2 separate regions of the Homo sapiens genome follow, and region 2 is linked to region 1. A link is an interaction called in ENCODE POLR2A ChIA-PET data of the cell type or tissue named here. Cell type or tissue: Panc1. All regions are shown on one strand.

What was found. Peaks named below come from ENCODE experiments on the same cell type or tissue, not always from the same donor. Only the 100,000 strongest peaks of a DNase experiment are listed, where the experiment ranks them.
Region 2: POLR2A ChIA-PET joins it to region 1 with 8 read pairs; 4 of 35 experiments call an interaction of 5 or more read pairs at or near these places.

Annotation. Positions count from the first base shown.
Region 1 is chr5:55,866,423-55,871,422 of GRCh38, forward strand. IL31RA (interleukin 31 receptor A) reads left to right here. Exons shown (of 15, transcript NM_139017.7): 3 at 2,369-2,486. Among named protein-coding and RNA genes, the nearest start is that of IL31RA, 18 kb to the left of the region's middle. In Panc1, no CTCF peak of the experiment used is centred here; a DNase peak (open chromatin) is centred at 2,579; H3K4me3 peaks cover 243 bases.
Region 2 is chr5:55,798,264-55,803,263 of GRCh38, forward strand. DDX4 (DEAD-box helicase 4) reads left to right here. Exons shown (of 22, transcript NM_024415.3): 18 at 163-308. Among named protein-coding and RNA genes, the nearest start is that of IL31RA, 51 kb to the right of the region's middle. RefSeq lists a silencer at 4,779-4,962. In Panc1, no CTCF peak of the experiment used is centred here; no DNase peak of the experiment used is centred here.

The sequences.
Region 1 (5,000 bases):
CAGGCATTAGTTAGATTCTCATAAGGAGTGAGCAACCTAGATCCCTCACAAGCACAGTTCACAGTAGGGTTCAGCTCCTATGAGAATCTAATGCTGCTGCTGTTCTGAGGCAGGGGTAGGGGTGGGGGCGGGGAGCTCAGGCGGTAATGCTCGCTCACCTGCTGCTCACCTCCTGCTGTGTGGCCCAGTTCCTAACAGGCCATGGACCCGTACCTTGCCCAGCGGTTGAGGAATCCTGCTAGACTACAGCCTGGCAACCTCCCCCGGACTTGCTGTACCTGGTGAAATAGGCTACCAGCCAGATGACCTTGGTGCATGGGACCCATCCGCATGTTTGTACCGCTCTATCAAGAACACTGACATCAGAATTCTTTGCTTTACCTTCCTTTCATTCCCTCCCCATCCCTGCCCCCATATTTACTTGTTAGAAGTGATCAGCTTTTTCCTACTTCTTGTCTGGTAGAGACTGCCTTCCTAGGAAGCGCTAGACCTTCCTTTGATATATAAAGGTAATTTAAGAAGTTGCCCTCCTCTCACAAAAATGCCTGCTTCTTAAGACTATGATCTTTCCAGAGGCTCAACAAAGAAGTTAGTATAAGCCTCAGAGCTGAACATGGCCCTTAGTCTAAAATTGCTCTTAGTTCTTAGTTGTGCATGTGTGTTTGTGTGTGTGTGTTTGTGTGTGTGTGCATGTGTGTGTTTGTGTGTGTGTGCATGTGTGTGTGCATGTGTGTTTGTGTGTGTGCATGTGTGTGTGCATGTGTGTTTGTGTGTGTTTGTGTGTGTGCGCATGTGTGTTTGTGTGTGTGTTTGTGTGTGTGTTTGTGTGTGCGTGTGTTTGTGTGCGTGTGTGTGCATGTGTGTGTGCATGTGTGTGTGTGCGTGTGTGTGTGTGCGTGTGTGTGTGTGTGTGTATGTTTAGGATCAACCCCTTGGTCATCTAGTGAAGTCTATGGGCTGATTCTCAAAACAATGTTTGTAAATGCACAAATAAAATAAATAGCATTACAAAGATACCAAAATATACTGAAATGAAATCATCAAAATATTAATGAAATCATCAAAATATTAAAGAAACAAATTTGTGATCTGGTAATATGTGGTCTTCTTTATTAACACATTAAATAAGAAGACCTAATAATTGCCTTAATTTAGGTCTAATATTAATAATTACCTTAATTCAGAAATAGTGATAATAGTATTTCATATTTGTATTAGTCCATTTTCACGCTGCTGATAAAGACATACGCGAGACTGGGAAGAAAAAGAGGTTTAATTAGACTTACAGTTCCAATGGCTGGGGAGGCCTCAGAATCATGGTGGGAGGCAAAAGGCACTTCCTACATGGCTGCAGCAAGAGAAAATGAGAAAGAAGTAAAAGCGCAAACCCCTGATAAACCCGTCAGATCTCGTGGGTTATTTACTTATTTACTATCATGAGAATAGCACAGGAAAAACCAGCTTCCATGATTCAATTACCTCCCCCTGGGTCCTCCCACAACACATGGGAATTCTGGGAGATACAATTCAAGTTAAGATTTGGGTGGGGGCACAACCAAACCATATAAATATTTTAAGGTACCTGCAGCAACGAAAATATAATATGAAAATATTTGTGATTTATAATGGTGACAAAGTCACAGGCAATGATGCTATTACTGTAGTTTGTTGATTACACTTATGATGGAAGGAAATCCTAAATTTCAACAGTAGGTTAGTGAAAATTAAAGATGTAAATTTTCCCCATTTAAGTTCATGGACCCCTGAATTCTACCCATGGACCCCTTAAAGATCTAGGTCCCTGTTCTAGATGGTAGTATCTGGTTTCCCTATGAAAGTGTGGATGCTATGGGGTGGGGAGCTCTCAGGAGCAAGATTTCTAAGATATGAAGATACAGTTGAAGATATTTCATAAATTTCTCTATTGTACAATCTTCTGGAAAAGAAAATTGTTGATACATATGGTTGAAGTGTGGCATGGTTGTATTCTTGCTTATGCCCACATCATCTGTTACCCATGAATTATCCAGAGTGATTCTACCATTTGATGCTTTACTGAGTATATCACAAATACTTTGTATGTATTTCTTGGTGTTTTAAAAATGCTTGCTGCTCAAATGTTACATTTAAGTAAGAATGTAAAAAGGGATTTCTTAAAAAGTAGAAATCTAGCTCTTGAAAGGGAATAATTAAAGAGATGAAGTTAGATTCTTTCCATTGAACCTGATTGCTAGGTTACACCTAGCAACTAACCAAAAAAATCTAGCTTTTGATCAGCATATTTTCCATTAAAAATGTTCAATGCTGGCAATATTTATTGTGTACTGAAATTTTTGTGTTTGTGTGTGTGTGTGTTTAATTTATTTAGCTCTGCCAGCTAAGCCTGAGAACATTTCCTGTGTCTACTACTATAGGAAAAATTTAACCTGCACTTGGAGTCCAGGAAAGGAAACCAGTTATACCCAGTACACAGTTAAGAGAACTTAGTAAGTACAGGAGCTTGTGTTTTATCAGTCAGGGCATGGGGGAGGCAGAGGCTTCTGATTCATTCATGATTCACATCCCATATGAAGCAAAAAGTTTCCTCAATGACAGCTTCTGGGTGATTACTGTGTGCAGCCAGTGGCTTGTGGACGGGATCTGGAGCTGCAGAGGGAGGGGAGGCATAGCCAGTGTTGACCTCCTCCTGGATTCCCCATTGGCTGAGATGAGTCACCAGTTATAAGCACAGTGGAAAAATCTGTTTATTTACTACACTCAACTATACCCTGCCTCTTTCCAGAATGTGTTATATAAAACTGTTCATTCTTTCTGGATCCAGATATAGTAAGTAAGGTTGTAAACCCAGAACTAACAGGCAATTGACCATGGTCTGCCACTAATTTGCTGTGTGACCTCTGTCAAACACTATTCCACAGGACAATGATTCCCCAATTTTTTTTACTACCTCAAGCATCCCTCTTTATTCCAATTCTGTAGAATGAAAATTTTATAATTTTTAATTATTATTCTAGCCAAAAGCTAGATGTTTTAAGTAAATATTTGCAGGTTAAAAAAAAACTTTTTTTTGAGACAGAATCTCACTCTGTCCCCCAGGCTGGAGTGCAGTGGTGTGATCTCAGCTCACTACAACCTCCATCTCCCAGGTTCAAGCGATTCTCCTGCCTCAGCCTCCCAAGTAGCTGGAATTATGGGTGCACACCACCATACCTGGCCAACTTTTGTATTTTTAGTAGAGACAGGGTTTCACCATGTTGGCCAGGCTGGTCTCGAACTCCGGACTTCAAGTGATCCGCCCACCTCAGCTCCCAAAAGTGCTGGGATTACAGGCATGAGCCACCGTGCCTGTCCTTTTTAACAAAAATTTTTAACATAGCTCATTACTTCCTTCTTGTGAATAATGAATAAGGGGGCCCATGTTGGGAAGCATTGTAAGATGACCTTTAGTCTTTTTCATTTCAAAACAGTCTGTGATTCCAAATTCTTTATTTTTAAGCTAAATCTCACATTGCAAGGGAAGTCCACTTTATGTTTTCAGTGGAAGAAATGAAAAAAACAAGCAGTATTCTCAGCAGCACTGATATAGCTACGAGAACCTATGTCAGAGAGATGCTTTAAAACAGGAGTCAGCAAATTTCTCTTCTAAAGGGCCAGATGGTAAATATAGTAATATTAAGAAGGAGATCGGTCTCTGTCAGAACTTTTCAACACTACTGTTATAGCACTCATACAGCTATAGGCAATATATAAACCAATGGGTGCGGCTGCTTTCCAACGAAACTTTATCCATGGACACTGAAATGTGAATATTATATAATTTTCACACGCCCCAAAGTATTTTTGTTCGTTTTATTTATTTTTCAACCATTAACAGCATGTAAATAGTCTTAAGCCTACAGGCTGTGCAAGATCAAGAGATGGGCTATATTTGACCTACAGGCTGTCGTTTGCTTATCCCTGTTTTAGAAAATAAGCATGATAAAGGCCCAATAACCCATGATCCAAATGACTTTTCTTCCAGATTTGTCAGTTCTAGTCCCAGTGTTGAATATCAATTGCTAGTAGAATGAGAATCTGGGCACCTTTATAGGTTTACTGCTATTTTTCTGTCTTATAGAGACATTTCCCCTCTTCCTCCATCTTTCCCTTTGGGTTGTTATTATTATCACCAGTTGGACATGGAGAAATAGAAAACACCTGGGAATCCCCAGGCCTATACCCAGCTCCCCTTGATGGCCTCAGGCCAGCTAGGCTGTCTAGAACTCCTAGGCCACTTGCATTTTTGTGAATTTATCACCAAGAGGATCTCTTCCAAGCAAAGTGGAAGGGTTTCCCTGTGGATGGCCTACCTGGGAGCACTTTTCAGTAGGTCATGGAATAAGCCAAAAACCTTCTGATGTCCAGAAACAATAGGAAAGAATTTTTCCTGGGGAGTTGGGGATGCCTTCATGGAGATAATGATTTTTGAACTGAGGCTGAAAGGAGGTCTAGAGGTGTGGAAAAGGAGAGAAAGTTTATTTCTCAAAGGTCACAGCATGAATAAATGCAGAAATATTCAACTACAATTATAGTAATAACAGCTCACATTTATTGACTCTGTGCTGGACATTTTAAAAGTGCCTTATGTGTATTAGCTCATTTCATCCTCATAACCCTATGCTACAGATATATTACTGTCTTCATTTTACAGATGAGAAAACTAAGGCACAGAGAGGTTAAAGAACTTGCCCAAGTCACACAGTTAATAGGGGCAAAGCCACGATTCAAACCTGGTCTGATTCTAGAACCTGTGCTTATAACCACGACACATTGCCCTGGAGGCCATTTTTGTGCTGTAAAATAACCATCAACCACTCTTGAGGTCCTTTCTAGTTTCAAAATTCCATGATTCTATGTGTCTATGTCTCCCTGTATGTATTCCATGTGTATATGTCTTCCCACACACCAGCAAACACTGGTACCTTGCAAGGTGGGCCTTCTTTTCTGTTCTCAGCCTGCTT
Region 2 (5,000 bases), 68 kb before region 1:
CTTTCACAATAGTACTTGGGTGATATAAGTAACCAACCATCTTATAGCTGTTATAATCTGCTGTCTGATTAATATTGAGATAACACCTACAGGAATTCAGTGGATATTATGGATACTGATGGAGAGGAGGATAAGTTAAAGAATAATCTTTTGTTTTTCAAGGTTGGCTGCAGAGTTTTTAAAGTCAAATTATCTGTTTGTTGCTGTTGGACAAGTGGGTGGAGCATGTAGAGATGTTCAGCAGACCGTTCTCCAAGTTGGCCAGTTCTCAAAAAGAGAAAAGCTCGTTGAAATTCTGCGAAACATAGGTATCTTACGTTGATACATTTTTTTGTCATGATTTTGATTTTTTTTAATGAATAATTTAAAAAATCACTAAAGAATTGTTTGGTCTGACTTTTCATAAGTTTGTTTTAAGTCTCTCTCCCTCTAAAGCTCTTTTATAAAAAATTTTATGATTCAGTTTTCTGGGTAAATTATATAAAAATATGGTCGTTTCTCCACCATTAAGTTTGAAAATAGGAAGGATTTGAGACTTCATTTTAACTATTCCACCAGAAATGTATCTATTTTTTGTTTTAGGAAACTAGAAAGGCTTAGTAGTGACACATATTTACATCACACTATTACTCCATCAAAAGCAGATTGTTTTTCTGTTTCTGGTTCCTAGCTCTTGCTTCCTAAGGCTTCCCAAATTCATAGATTTGAATAATTTTTTTAGCTAAAAGGGGCTTAAGATCTAGTTCTCTTCCTTCACAATATCTGTGGGAATTTTTTTTTCTCCTCTACTCCCCCAATCAATTTTTATTTTTATTATCTTTTTAGAGATAAGGTCTCACTTTGTTGCTCGGCCTGAAATAATTGTGTAGTCATAGCTTATGGCAGCCTCAAACTCCTGGCCTCAAGCGATCCTCCCACCTCAGCTTCCCAAGTAGCTGGGACTATAGGCATGCGCTACCATGCCTAGCTAATTCTATTATTTTTTGTAGAGATAGGGGTCTCACTATTGACCAGGCTGGCCTTGAACTGTTGGCCTCAATCCTCCCACCTTGTCCTTCCAAAGTGCTGAGGTTACAGCCATGAGCCACTGTACTCACCCCAATTTTACTTTTTATTATTTTTAATTTTTTGAGACGGGGCCTTGCTTTATTGCCAAGGCTGGAGTGCAGTAGCATGACCATGGCTCACTGCAGCCTCAAGCTCCCAGGCTCAAGCAGTTCTTCCACGTCAGTCCCCTGAGTAGCCGGGACTACAGGCGTGCACCACCATGCCCAACCAGTTTTTTAGTTTTTGTAGAGATGGGGTTTTTACCATGTTGCCCAGGCTGGTCTTGAACTCCTGGGCTCGAGTGATCCACTCACATTGGCCTCCCAAACTGCTGGGATTACAGGTGTAAGCCACCATTCCTGGCCCAATTTTTATTTTTGAAGTCATTTTTTTTAGTTCGGTTGTTTAGCCTTATTTTGAGACTGGAAGCAAAAATTTTAAATATGTTCATTTTAATACCTTCTCATTACCTCATAGGCTAGGTCTACTTACATGTTACACTTTCTCCATCCACACCCTCCATTTTAGTACTTGCGTTTCAGCTTGAATGTCAGTGTTGAGAGAGAAATGCGAAGGTGGTTCATCAGCTAATTTCCAATAATGAGCAAAAAGAAAAAATGGAAAGGTGACTTAAAAAGCACTTACAGGCTTCTGGTCTTTAATTTGTCCTAAGTTTTATAAAAACTTTTAAAAACCAAATACTCATCTTGAGTTTGAGAAATTTTATTGGTTGGCTTCATCAAATGTTTCATAATATACACTAATAGCATATAAAAATAATAATAGCTATGGGCCACATACTGTTCTAATTATTGGACATGTGTTAGCTCATTTAATTCCCAAAACAACCTTATGAAGTAGATTTTGTCATTATCCCCATTTTAGGGATGAAGAAACAAATATAGAGAGGTCAAATAACTTGTCCACCATAAATTGATGCTGCTAATGCCGAAGAGATGAGCACTATATGGTTTTGCTGAAGTTAGAACATATTTCTAATATAGTCACCTTAAGTTTTTTTTTTTTTTTTTGAGATGGAGTCTTGCTCTGTCACCCAGGCTGGAGTACAGTGGCACAATCTCGGCTCACTGCAACCTCTGCCTCCCGGGTTCACGCCATTCTCCTGCCTCAGCCTCCTGAGTAGCTGGGACTAGAGGCACGTGCCACCATACCCGGCTAATTTTTTTGTATTTTTAGTAAAGACAGGGTTTCACCGTGTTAGCCAGGATGGTCTTGATCTCCTGACCTTGTGATCTGCCTGCCTCGGCCTCCCAAAGTGCTGGGATTACAGGCATGAGCCACTGTGCCCGGCCAAGATTTTTTTTATATATGAGCTTGTGGGATAAAGTTTATTTTGCAAGTAATCCAAAAGGAGAGAGTTTTTCAGAAGAGCTGGTTTGCCCTTGAGAAAAGGTCAATGTATTATATATGAGCACTATTGATATACTTCTGTATTATTTAAGCTGTGAAATATTTTTTTTGGTTTAGTGTTCATAGTTGATACCTTTTTAACTTTGCATGTAATATCCATCCAGTATATCCTCAAATTATATAAATTTTGTTCATATGATTTATCTCCTTTTCTACTCTTTCACTTAATTATGCTATTTTTTTCCTTTTGCCTTTAAATATATAAGTTTATTTCGGAGTGGCATAGCCCAACTGCCTTTTTCATAATTTTAATTTTAAGTCAACAGAGATCAAAGAGTTTATTGAGCTCTTTAGTTACGAAAGGAACCAGTAAGATGTTACAGCTAGTCAAAAGGAGAATTAAAAAAATACATGTATATTTAGGCCAAGCTTGTCCAACCCACAGCTCACAGGCCACATGCATCCCTTTGATGTGGATAGCTTTGAATGTGGCTCAACGCAAATTCGTAACCTTTCTTAAAACATGATGGGGTGTTTTTTTTTTTTTTTTTTGCGATTAAAAAAACATTTTTTTAAAGCTCATCAGCTATCAGTAGTGTTACGGTATTTTATGTGTGGCCCAAGACAATTCTCCTAATGTGGCCCAAGGAAGCCAAAAGATTGGACACCCCTGGTTTAGGCAATTAGGAATGCTAAAATTAATTTAGAGGTAGATGTAAAACTGGTCATTATTCAAATGCAATAATCACATTTCAGGGGAAAACTTTATTTGCATTTTTACTGAGAATCATTGGCATTGCTATCCATTGCAACAGTTATGAAAAAGAATATAGAAGGCACAAAGAGTGTGCTAGACAGTAATCTTTTTTGCTTACTTCAAATTCTTCCATAATTTTTTCTGACAGCCTGTGTCTACCTCATGACCATAATAATCTCAGAGATAGTCTTGATGACAAGAAGTTTGGTCTTATGTTTGGCTTGCTTATTGGCATGGGTGCAGCAAGATTGTTCATTAACAATAAATGGGCCTCCTTAAGTTTGCTGAACAGTATTGACTTACTAAAGTCACAAAATTAACTTTTGTCTGGAAGTTTTCATAAGGAATGTCAGATTGAACTTTAAAAATCCTTTATTATTTGCTATCTAAGGGATAGGAAACTAAGTCTCAGAAACTCTCTCTACTAGGTTTCACCTGCAGTACCTATAAATTGGAGTGAATCTCACTCTACGAAAGGTCCCCCATATTTCCTGTGGTTCCTGTCCTGTCAGGAAGTGTATGACCTTCCTTAAAATCTCCAAGGCTGGGCCATGTAAGCCAAGCACCAGGTCAGCTTATATGGGAGGTCTTTGTAGGCATTGGTTCCATAAGGAAAGCCAACCTTTGTTCCTTAAAAAAAAGTATCTGGTCCTACCTACCATTCCATTTTCAAATACGAAATCCAGGTGAGATGTTAGTTGGACAGGTAACTTGTCCACTTATATCTTGGTTAAAGGAGGCAGACAGATTCTTATTTAACTGTTGCAGGTAACTACCATGAAAACTAAGGAGACTTAGTTAAGAAATCTGAATTTGGGTTGGGATGGGGTGTCAGTGAGATGCGAGATCAGATATGATTTTAGAATGTTTGATTTTAGTTTACAAAAGCAGAGTCTACTAAAATGTGTAAATGACAGCTAGCTTAAGAGGAAAAAAGCCTTCTTCATATATCCAGAAAATAGAATATTAAAATAATATTAACAGTATTGCAAACAAATGGCCACAGAGAGATATTCTCCATAAGCTCATTCAGTCCTTATGTAATTCTTATTTCATTGTATATGTTAGGGATCAGCTTGCATGATTCTGTCTGTTTCTAGAAGGACTAGTCCTGGAAATCTCACTCAGTCCAGTGATAGGGTCTAAAAGTTGTCAAAGCAGTCAACTTTAGAACCTTCTACCCAAGACTCTATTCTTTGAAGTATTAATAGTTCTTCACAAGGCTTGGAGTCTGTCCTTTAGGACATAGACTCTGATCTATAGCTTACAGCACAGCCTTTGGGCAAGCATCTAAAGAAAACAAAAGCTGTCTGAAGATGACAGATTTAATGATCATGGTAAATTTGTTACCGGTAATTGTTAAATATTGAGGGTCTGAGGAAGGTTCATGATAAGAATAATGCTACTGATAAATTTTTTTCTATGACATGCAAAATAAAGGTAATAAAGCCATTTAAAAAATACTAGGCAAAAAATCTGATTAAGCTTATTTTCTTTCTTTTTTTTTACAGTAAACCCTTTTTTTATTATATACTTTTTTAGGGTACATGTGCACAACATGCAGGTTTGTTACGTATGTATACATGTGCCATGTTGGTGTGCTGCACCCATTAACTAGTCATTTACATTAGGTATATCTCCTAATGCCATCCCTCCCGCCTCCCCCCACCCCACGACAGGCCCCAGTGTGTGATGTCCCCCTTCCTGTGTCCAAGTGTTCTCATTGTTCAATTCCCACCGATGAGTGAGAACATGTGGTGTTTGTTTTTTTGTCCTTGCAATAGTTTGCTGAGAATGATGGTTTCCAGCTTCATCCATGTCCCTA